Regions from separate parts of the Homo sapiens genome. Here regions 1 and 2 are each linked to region 3. Evidence: chromatin contacts called from ENCODE Hi-C data. All regions are on one chromosome and are shown on one strand. Each heading gives the region's core, a stretch centred on a gene start or an enhancer-like site at or near the end of the contact. The rest is flanking DNA. Distances are from core to core; before and after follow the strand shown. Region 1 holds the start of AVEN (apoptosis and caspase activation inhibitor). Region 2 holds the start of PGBD4 (piggyBac transposable element derived 4). Region 3 holds the start of CDIN1 (CDAN1 interacting nuclease 1).

Region 1 (2,700 bases), core at 164-2,663, 2.5 Mb after region 3:
CATCTGTTTTAGATTCCTGATCTGTAAAATGGAGACAACACTAGCTTACCTCGTAGGCCAGCTATTAGTCCCAAATGAAGTGATATGAGAAGTATGTAGAATAGTGTTTGGTGCATATAAGTGCTCTACAAGTGTTACTATTTTTAAGACTGTTTCTCTGGAGTTGACAATCCTTCAATAGTTCCCCCTGTCTGGAAGGCGCCCCTACTCCCATTTACCAACCAGGCAAACTCCTACTCAACCATTAGGCTTTAGCTCAGGGGTCTATTTCTCATGAAGCCTTGGGTAACCCGTTTAAATATAATTTAACTTTTCTTCTTTGGACCTTGATCTTGAATCTCTCACTGCACTCAGCAACACGGTACTGTAATCATCTATTCACACGACTAGATTATCTTCCTTGTGGGCAGTGAGCTACTTGAGGGCAGGGGCAAGGTTTTTTTTTTGTTTTTGTTTTTAATTTCAGGACATAGCACTGTGCCTGATGCAGAGTAGGCAATTAGAAGCAATGAAAAGTATTAACTATGTATGGATATAGGAAAGAACCAGAAAGTACTGAGGGGGAAGAAAACACTTATTCTGCTAGGCTGACATTTTAGCCCTTGCTTTCATTATTTTCAGGTGGTTTCAGTCCCAAGTTAAAAACTGCTTTCATGCATCTGTGTAACCAACTGTTCCCCTTCCTGTTTTCTCCTTGGTTGAAAGAAGGGACTGGAGTGAGACCGCCTTAGAATGCCAGTTCCACCACTACCTAGTTATTCACTTTAGTCAAGTTTTTTTTAACCTTTCCAAGGCTGTTACCTCACTGCAGAATAAGGATGACAGTCATCCCTACCTCATAGAGCTGTTATGAGAATGAAATACTCATGTGCTCAATAAATGTCAGCTGTAGTAGTCATTTCTACAGAAATTCTGCTGAGGACTTTGACGCCCTTTCTAGCCATCTCCCAGTTTCGCACTGTTCTCTCTCCCACGTGCTGCAGTCCACCTCTCACCAGACACAAACTCTTGTCTTTACATCCACACCTCCTGAACCCTGACTTCGGTATAGTTTTAAAATGATACACATTCGTTGCTGAAAATTAGATTAAACGGAGGAAAAAAAATTAACTCACTTCAAATCTCAGCAGTTAACCACTAACATTTTAGTATGTATTTGTTTAGACCTTTTCTTATGCAAATACATACGTTTAAACTTTTTTTTTCCGAGAGTTCACATCATACAAATTTTATTTTATGACTCGTCCTTGCACTTAGCACGGTCTCTCCCCCAACCTATCTCTGATGCCTTGAGAATCCCCCCGCCCCGCTGCAGACCCCCACCACTTCCAGCTCCCAGCGGTCCGGCCTTCCCGCGGTCCCGGTTCCGGCCCCACCTGCGGGACGCCGGCCGCCCCGCCCCGCCCCGCTCCGCTGCGGCCGGCCTCGATCCCTAGCCCCGCACCCCGCGCCTCGCTGCTACCGGGCGCCTTTCGCTCGCGGCTCCTCCGTGCGGCCCGCTTCCGGTGGGGCCAGGGCGTCTCCGCCGCAGCTCGGCTCCCGCGCGCTCAGCACCGCCAGCGGCGGCCAGATGCAGGCGGAGCGAGGAGCTCGGGGAGGCCGTGGGCGGCGGCCAGGCCGCGGCCGGCCTGGCGGAGATCGCCACAGCGAGCGGCCCGGAGCCGCAGCGGCGGTAGCCAGAGGCGGCGGCGGAGGCGGCGGCGGGGACGGAGGCGGACGCCGGGGCCGTGGCCGTGGCCGGGGCTTCCGCGGCGCTCGCGGAGGCCGAGGAGGAGGAGGCGCCCCGCGAGGCAGCCGCCGGGAGCCGGGAGGCTGGGGCGCAGGGGCCAGCGCGCCGGTAAGAGGCGACGGCTGGTGGGGCTGGGACCGCGTGTAACTGGGGCAAGTGGGGCCGAGGCCGCCAGTCAAGAGCCGCAAGAGAGCGTGCCAGGCGCGCGCCAGACGGGCGGCGGCGCCGGCGCCTGCGCGGGACGGGCGGATGGTGGCGCGGGGGCGCGCCTGGTGGCGGGGGCGCGCCTGGGTATGCGCTTGGCCCTCGTGGCCTCCTGGCCGGGCTGGCGCGAGACAGTGGGGGTAGGAGGGCTTCCCAGCCTGCCCCAGGGTCCGGGTTAGGAACCCAGAGGCCAAGGCCGTGTGTCAGGGCTGCAAGTCTCGGCGGCCCGTGGGCCGGCTGGGCTGTCTGTACGAGTACCACTATGGGACGGAGGCGCGGCCACGACGTGGTCCCTCGGCAGCCTTTACGGGCACGCTCCTGTTATTAGGAGGGAAAGGATTTTTTGGTCTGTTTTGTTAACTGTCTGTGCAATGCCTAGTACACAGTAGGCGCATAATAAAAAGTTTGTTGAGTGAAAGAATGACCCCTACGACTGGACTCTAGTATTTGGGGGCGGGACCAGATGCATAGTTCTTTGTAATAGCGTAGTTCTCTTTTATTATGCCTGTATGTGTAGAAATCAGCGAGCACTGGGCTTTGTCGTTTTGAATTTTCAATTTATAAATGAGCAGTCAAGTTCTGAGTTTTAATAGCAATATCATCAGTCTTATTGACACATTCATAGAAGGAAGTTTTTGGAGATTGGAGCAGGGGATGATATATATGGGGGCAAAGCTAACCATATCTCAGCTAAAGGAGTTAGAGGACTGTCTTTTTATGAGTTGTTCTGTTACCTTAACATCTGTAGGACAAGACCATCTTTATAT
Region 2 (2,700 bases), core at 187-2,686, 2.5 Mb after region 3:
GAAGACACAATACCCTTGGCCAAGAAGGTCATTGACCAAGGTAAGAACAATGCGTGATGATTTCAGGCCATCCGCTGAATCTTTCAAATTCATGCCAGGCCCTGTGTGAACAAGCGCATTCCACACATAACCAGACTGACTTTCACAAAGTACATATAGCTTCAGACCAAATCGTACTCGTTTTGTCGGGAGGTACTGCTTCATAGCTAATGGCCCCTTGAACAGCATCAGTGATTCATCAACTGCAATGTTTCTGTTTGGAGTATATACAGTGGAAAATTTATTTACAAGAAAGTCGAACACAGGTTTGATCTTCTGCAATGAAATCTGGGCCTTTGATTGACCAGCAGATATAGAAGAATTGTTGACAAAATGCAGGCACCGAAACAAAAGTAAAAATCTTTCACCAGTCATAATTTGCCTGAGATAAGGTGTATCCAAAAGAGGCCTTGTTGACCAAAACATCTCCAGCTCAGGTTTCTGCACAATACCTTGCAGTAACATTACTGCAAAAAAGACTTTGAGCTCGTCATTGTCAGTGTCTTTCCATTTATCCATTCGCGAAAATCCTTTCGGACCCGGTGGCTTTGAAGCCAACAAGGCAGCTTGGGCATTTGTTTCTCTAGTAATTTTTGAAACTAATTCCTCAGTAAAGAACAGTTCAAAATACTGCAATGGGTCAGTGATATCACTGACATCGACTTTTCTGCCAGGTGTGCCGGTAAAGTCATACCTTTGACGTGGAATCATAGCACGAGCTGACCATTTCATGGAGCGCCCTGAGTCACTTGATGTAGAGCTCTTTCCATCAGATTCTAAATGGGACAGAGGCCTGATCTTATCGGCTTCTAAAGCACTATCCGAAAAATTATCAGAATCATCTATTTCCGAAAAATCAGATTCATCAAATGAATCTTCAGCCAACAACTGTTCGAGACCGGTATTACTATCACGCATAGGAATGCTACGTTTTCTAGGATTTGACATTTCAGCGATCGAGAATTACTATATTTTGTAGATGGAAATCCCACTACTAAAAACAGAATGCTATAAACAGAATGATGTCTTTTGTTTCAAAAGTCAATATACCAGAACCATGCGAAAATAACAGAAGCGAGATATTTCGTGGCAAACTTTGGGAGTAAGGTTGGCACTGTAATCCACGAGTTATCTCGGCGTAAACGCTGCAGTCGCAGGCACAGCAGCGCGTAATCTCGGGGCTAAGGAGAAATGAGTTAAACGCACACAGACAGAAGAAGCCTTTCATCTCATACGTCTTGGGGAGTCTCTAGAAGTTTTTTGAAAGGTCTCTTCTGGATGGTGTTTCTCCCGAAGCCAGTCTCGTCATCTTTTACTCCCGTGAGGTCCTTGGCCTCCGTGGCTGCCGCAGCAACACACACTTGACTTTCACTTCATGGGCAGTCCCCTTCATAGGCACTTGACACAGGCTCTGTGCGCCGTCTTCCAATCCAGAGTGCCGGGAGTTAAGGGCAGTACTTCCGCCTTACTTCCGCCTCGCTAGTCGATCGGCCATGATCTCTTCCCTCTGGTTGGATCCCACAGCTTATGACAGAAACGGGCGCGCAGTGATGACAACATCAAGCCGCCAGCGGCGGCGGTGGCGGCCGGGAGACTGGGAGGGCTTCCGGGGCTGCCGGTCTGAGTGCAGAGCTGCTGTCATGGCGGCCGCTCTGTGGGGCTTCTTTCCCGTCCTGCTGCTGCTGCTGCTATCGGGGGATGTCCAGAGCTCGGAGGTGCCCGGGGCTGCTGCTGAGGGATCGGGAGGGAGTGGGGTCGGCATAGGAGATCGCTTCAAGATTGAGGGGCGTGCAGTTGTTCCAGGGGTGAAGCCTCAGGACTGGATCTCGGCGGCCCGAGTGCTGGTAGACGGAGAAGAGCACGTCGGTTTCCTTAAGTGAGCATCCTGAGGGCAGCGGGAAAAAGGCTGGGATGGAGGCCGGACAGGGACCCCACCAGGAGAGTTAAGTGTCAGGACGGGACAACGTCGCTGTCTCAGACTGAAGGGGAGGGTGCCGCTAACGGTCTATGCCGGGAGACCTTGGGAGGCAGTCGGATGCTTTCCCTTTCCTGGTCCTGTACCTCTGGAATGAGCATGGCAGGCGCTCACCCCCTGCCATGGTCAGAGCATGGAGTCAGTTATTTCCAACCTTATTTTGGCCCCATGTGGGGACGATCATTCCTGGGCCCTGGGGACAGGTGGACCCTTATTAGTCTCTTGTTGGATTCTTTTATATCTCATCTGGTTTCCCTAGAACCTAGTCGTTTTTTGCATTCACTTCAGTCTTTTGGTAGCTTGTTATTATGTAGAAAGATGCGACACAAGTGGGAATTCTCAAAACCCAAAGGGCTTCTAGTGACGACATAGACTGGGAGGCTAATGTTACTGCTTCTAAAATTAATAGGCTCTGAAATCCCTAATCAAAGCACTTTTTTTTTCTTTTTTTTTTTGCTTGGGGGTGGGATCGTTGTTCTTTTTTACAGTTGAATTCATCGAGAGATTTGCTATATCACACTTGTCATTTATGTGAGACTAGGGTTCCTCTACATTGCTTTCTTGCTTCTGTCCTTTCATGCTATTAGTGGAAGTGGGTTTTCTGTCTATATTAAAAGACAGGATGAATTTGTTAGCACTAGTTTTGCAGCAGCCTGCTTTTGAAATGTCTAGGCACGCGTATGTTG
Region 3 (2,700 bases), core at 18-2,517:
GTTTGTTCAGGGACTGAATACGTCAAGGATGGGGAAGCTCTCCATTAGGAATAACCATGCTCAGTGCCACAAAACAAAATGGTACAGGTTTGGATTTGGTTTTTCATTAGGAAAAAAGTAAACAAACATTCTCTGCTTTTAACACAACATAAATACAGTGACCTGGTTGTCCTCAACTGGTTCCTCATGTAATGTTGGGGTCTCAGTTTCCACTTCATTAAAATGAGAAATCTACATAATTCCCAAAGTCCTTTCTTAGAAAGTTGGATAATTCTAAAATCGCTGAAAAAAGAAGTGTTTGGGGGAGGAAGTATGAAATACACCCGGAATGTGTGTATGCATAACATATATGGAGAAACTTTAGATCTGGTTGTTCAAATGGCCAATGACCCAAGAGTGGAATCCCTGGGTACCCTGCTCTCTGATTGGATTGAGAACCCTTGAGGTCACTTAATTCCACAGTTAACAGTACAAGCCACAGTCAAACAGTATGAAGCCGCTTTACCTCTATGCTCCCTTGTTTGTTTCCAACGGCCAATTGAAAAGGGTCCTCCATTTGCTCCTTTCGAATCTACAATTCATATTCCCACCCATCATTCATTCCTACTATCTGTCAATTAACCTCTGGTCATTTATGAAGCACCTACTATGTTCACCCATCACCTAGCACGTACCACGTTTTCCATAAATATCTGTTGACTTGAATTTAATTGCAAGGCCTTGGAAGGCTGCCATGAACTCACCGTTAAGAGTTTTGTGTGGAAGGCGAGTGAAAGAATAAACCTTTTTTCGCCAACCTCGACCTCCTAACGCCTGACACTGGTGTTCCTCCCCACTCATGTGTGACACGTGGTTCCTAAGCGCTGCCTGGGCGGCCCAGGCACTGCTGCTGCAGGCAAAGGGCTGTGAGAGGGGAGAGATGGACACTTACCTGGGAAACCTCTGCTTCAGCTTCCTCAGGCTCTGCCTGGTAGGCGGCACAGACACTAGGCACTGGGCTATCTCGTCGTACTGAGCTTTGGTCAGTATCATGTTGGGCCAGGGACCAGGAGGTGGCGGGAACAAGGAAAAAACACCCTGGGGCTCAAGTAGCCTTGGTGCCGAGGGATGAGGGGTAGGCAAAGCGGCACAGGCCCGGGTCCTCGCCTGCTTGGCTTGCCCCAATCCCCCCTGAAACACACCCCTAGCTGCAAAAGCGGGGCGGAGACTCGCCCGGTCCCAGGCTCCACCGGCACCTCCGCGGCGGGGACTGGCTGTACACCAGAGTGCCCTAGCTTGGCTTACTGAGCAGCCGCAGTGGTGCGCCGAAGGCAACTAGCCGCCATGTCAGTTAAGGGCAAACCAACCAGGAAGTAGCGGCCGCCCTTGGAAAGGCGCCGCGCCAGAGTTTCAGTAGGCAGGTAGGAATCCAGGGCATCGCCCACCTAGGATCAAAGGGTCAACAAGGGATGCTTTGTACTCTCCCAATTACTAGAAGCCAGGGCGGCCTGACGCACAGACCAGGCGGCAGGTCTCACGAGTGCCCCGCGATCCTTCAGCGTGAGCCCCCGAAAGCCCCTGCCAGAGCGCGCGATTTGAATACACTTCCTAACGCGCCAGTTTGAGCGCTCCTCGGAGCGTGGACTGGCCTGCCGAGAAACCATGTCTTCACTCTACCAAGTCTGTCATGGTCCGAGCAGGAAAACTCACTAGGGTCGCTGTAAACATAATTTGGCTTGTGTTGAGGAAGCCCTACAACTTCTGTACATCGCGTGGAAGGCAGTTTTGTCCTTGTTGAGAAACAGACTTGAAACAAATCCGACGTCATCAAACAGCCGGCAGTAAAGAATGTCACTTTTGGCCGGGCGCGGTGGCTGACGCCTGTAATCCCAGCACTTTCGGAGGCCGAGGCGGGCGGATCACGAGGTCAGGAGATCGAGACCATCCTGGCTAACACGGTGAAACCCCGTCTCTACTAAAAATACAAAAAATTAGCCGGGCGTGGTGGCGGGCGCCTGTAGTCCCAGCTACTCAGGAGGCTGAGGCAGGAGAATGGCGTGAACCCGAGAGGCAGAGCTTGCAGTGAGCCAAGATCGCGCCACTGCACTCCAGCCTGGGCGACAGCGAGACTCCGTCTCAAAAAAAAAAAAAAAAGTCACTTTCACTCCTTGCAGTTAGCTGCTCAAGGTCTAAAATCGCATCTTATTGTAACCCCAGTTCTCAGAAAATAGTAGGCGCTCAATAAATGTTTGGAGTAATGAGCCAATCTTTTTTTATTTTCTATATGTATTGTGAATGGATCTCAGTTCTCCTAAAGCAATTTGTTGGGATATCAGTCCCTCATTTAATCTCTTTTCTAAAATCTGTTTGGTTCTTAGAAGGTCATGTGTTGTGTTTCTCTTCTGATTTCAACAATTTAAGCAAACTAAAGCAAAGGTGCTTAGACTTTAGAGAACCTGTAAGTGGTTTAAAATTTTTCATCTGGAATAATGCCTGGGTTGGAAGTTTTAGATATACCTCCTTGAATAAATTCCTTAATCCATCGAAGCCTCATTTCTTTTGTCTGTAAAACTGATTTAATTCATGGAGGTGTTTTATTTGTGTATGTTTGATGTAGAGATGGAGTCTTACTCTGTCGCCCAGGCTGGAGTGCAGTGGCTCCATCGTGGCTCACTGCACCCTCGAACTCCTGGGCTCCAGCGATCTTCCCACCTCAGCCTC

The links. A loop is a pair of places that touch in the nucleus more often than their neighbours do. Pooled maps may share reads with other maps.
Region 1: a loop to region 3 is called in a map of naive thymus-derived CD4-positive, alpha-beta T cell, with 31 times the contacts of the local background. The contact joins the promoter of AVEN here to the promoter of CDIN1 in region 3. A Hi-C loop is called at or near these places in 1 of 168 maps with a recorded cell type or tissue (naive thymus-derived CD4-positive, alpha-beta T cell), 1 of 37 single-sample maps with no recorded cell type and 8 of 50 pooled maps.
Region 2: a loop to region 3 is called in a map of CD8-positive, alpha-beta T cell, with 26 times the contacts of the local background. The contact joins the promoter of PGBD4 here to the promoter of CDIN1 in region 3. A Hi-C loop is called at or near these places in 1 of 168 maps with a recorded cell type or tissue (CD8-positive, alpha-beta T cell), 1 of 37 single-sample maps with no recorded cell type and 10 of 50 pooled maps.

Annotation. Positions count from the first base shown.
Region 1 is chr15:34,037,917-34,040,616 of GRCh38, reverse strand. AVEN (apoptosis and caspase activation inhibitor) reads left to right here and starts at 1,413. Exons shown (of 6, transcript NM_020371.3): 1 at 1,413-1,837. The coding sequence starts at 1,571. All of the region lies in intron 1 of CHRM5 (cholinergic receptor muscarinic 5), which reads right to left. RefSeq lists silencers at 1,321-1,490, 1,671-1,880, 1,971-2,030, 2,381-2,440.
Region 2 is chr15:34,100,819-34,103,518 of GRCh38, reverse strand. It overlaps PGBD4 (piggyBac transposable element derived 4), which reads right to left and starts at 1,436. Exons shown (of 1, transcript NM_152595.5): 1 at 1-1,436. The coding sequence starts at 987. It overlaps EMC7 (ER membrane protein complex subunit 7), which reads left to right and starts at 1,657. Exons shown (of 5, transcript NM_020154.3): 1 at 1,657-1,915. The coding sequence starts at 1,680. RefSeq lists enhancers at 1,227-1,316, 1,347-2,046, 1,656-2,513.
Region 3 is chr15:36,578,193-36,580,892 of GRCh38, reverse strand. It overlaps CDIN1 (CDAN1 interacting nuclease 1), which reads right to left and starts at 1,267. Exons shown (of 11, transcript NM_001321759.2): 1 at 932-1,267. The coding sequence starts at 1,032. RefSeq lists an enhancer at 1,029-1,148.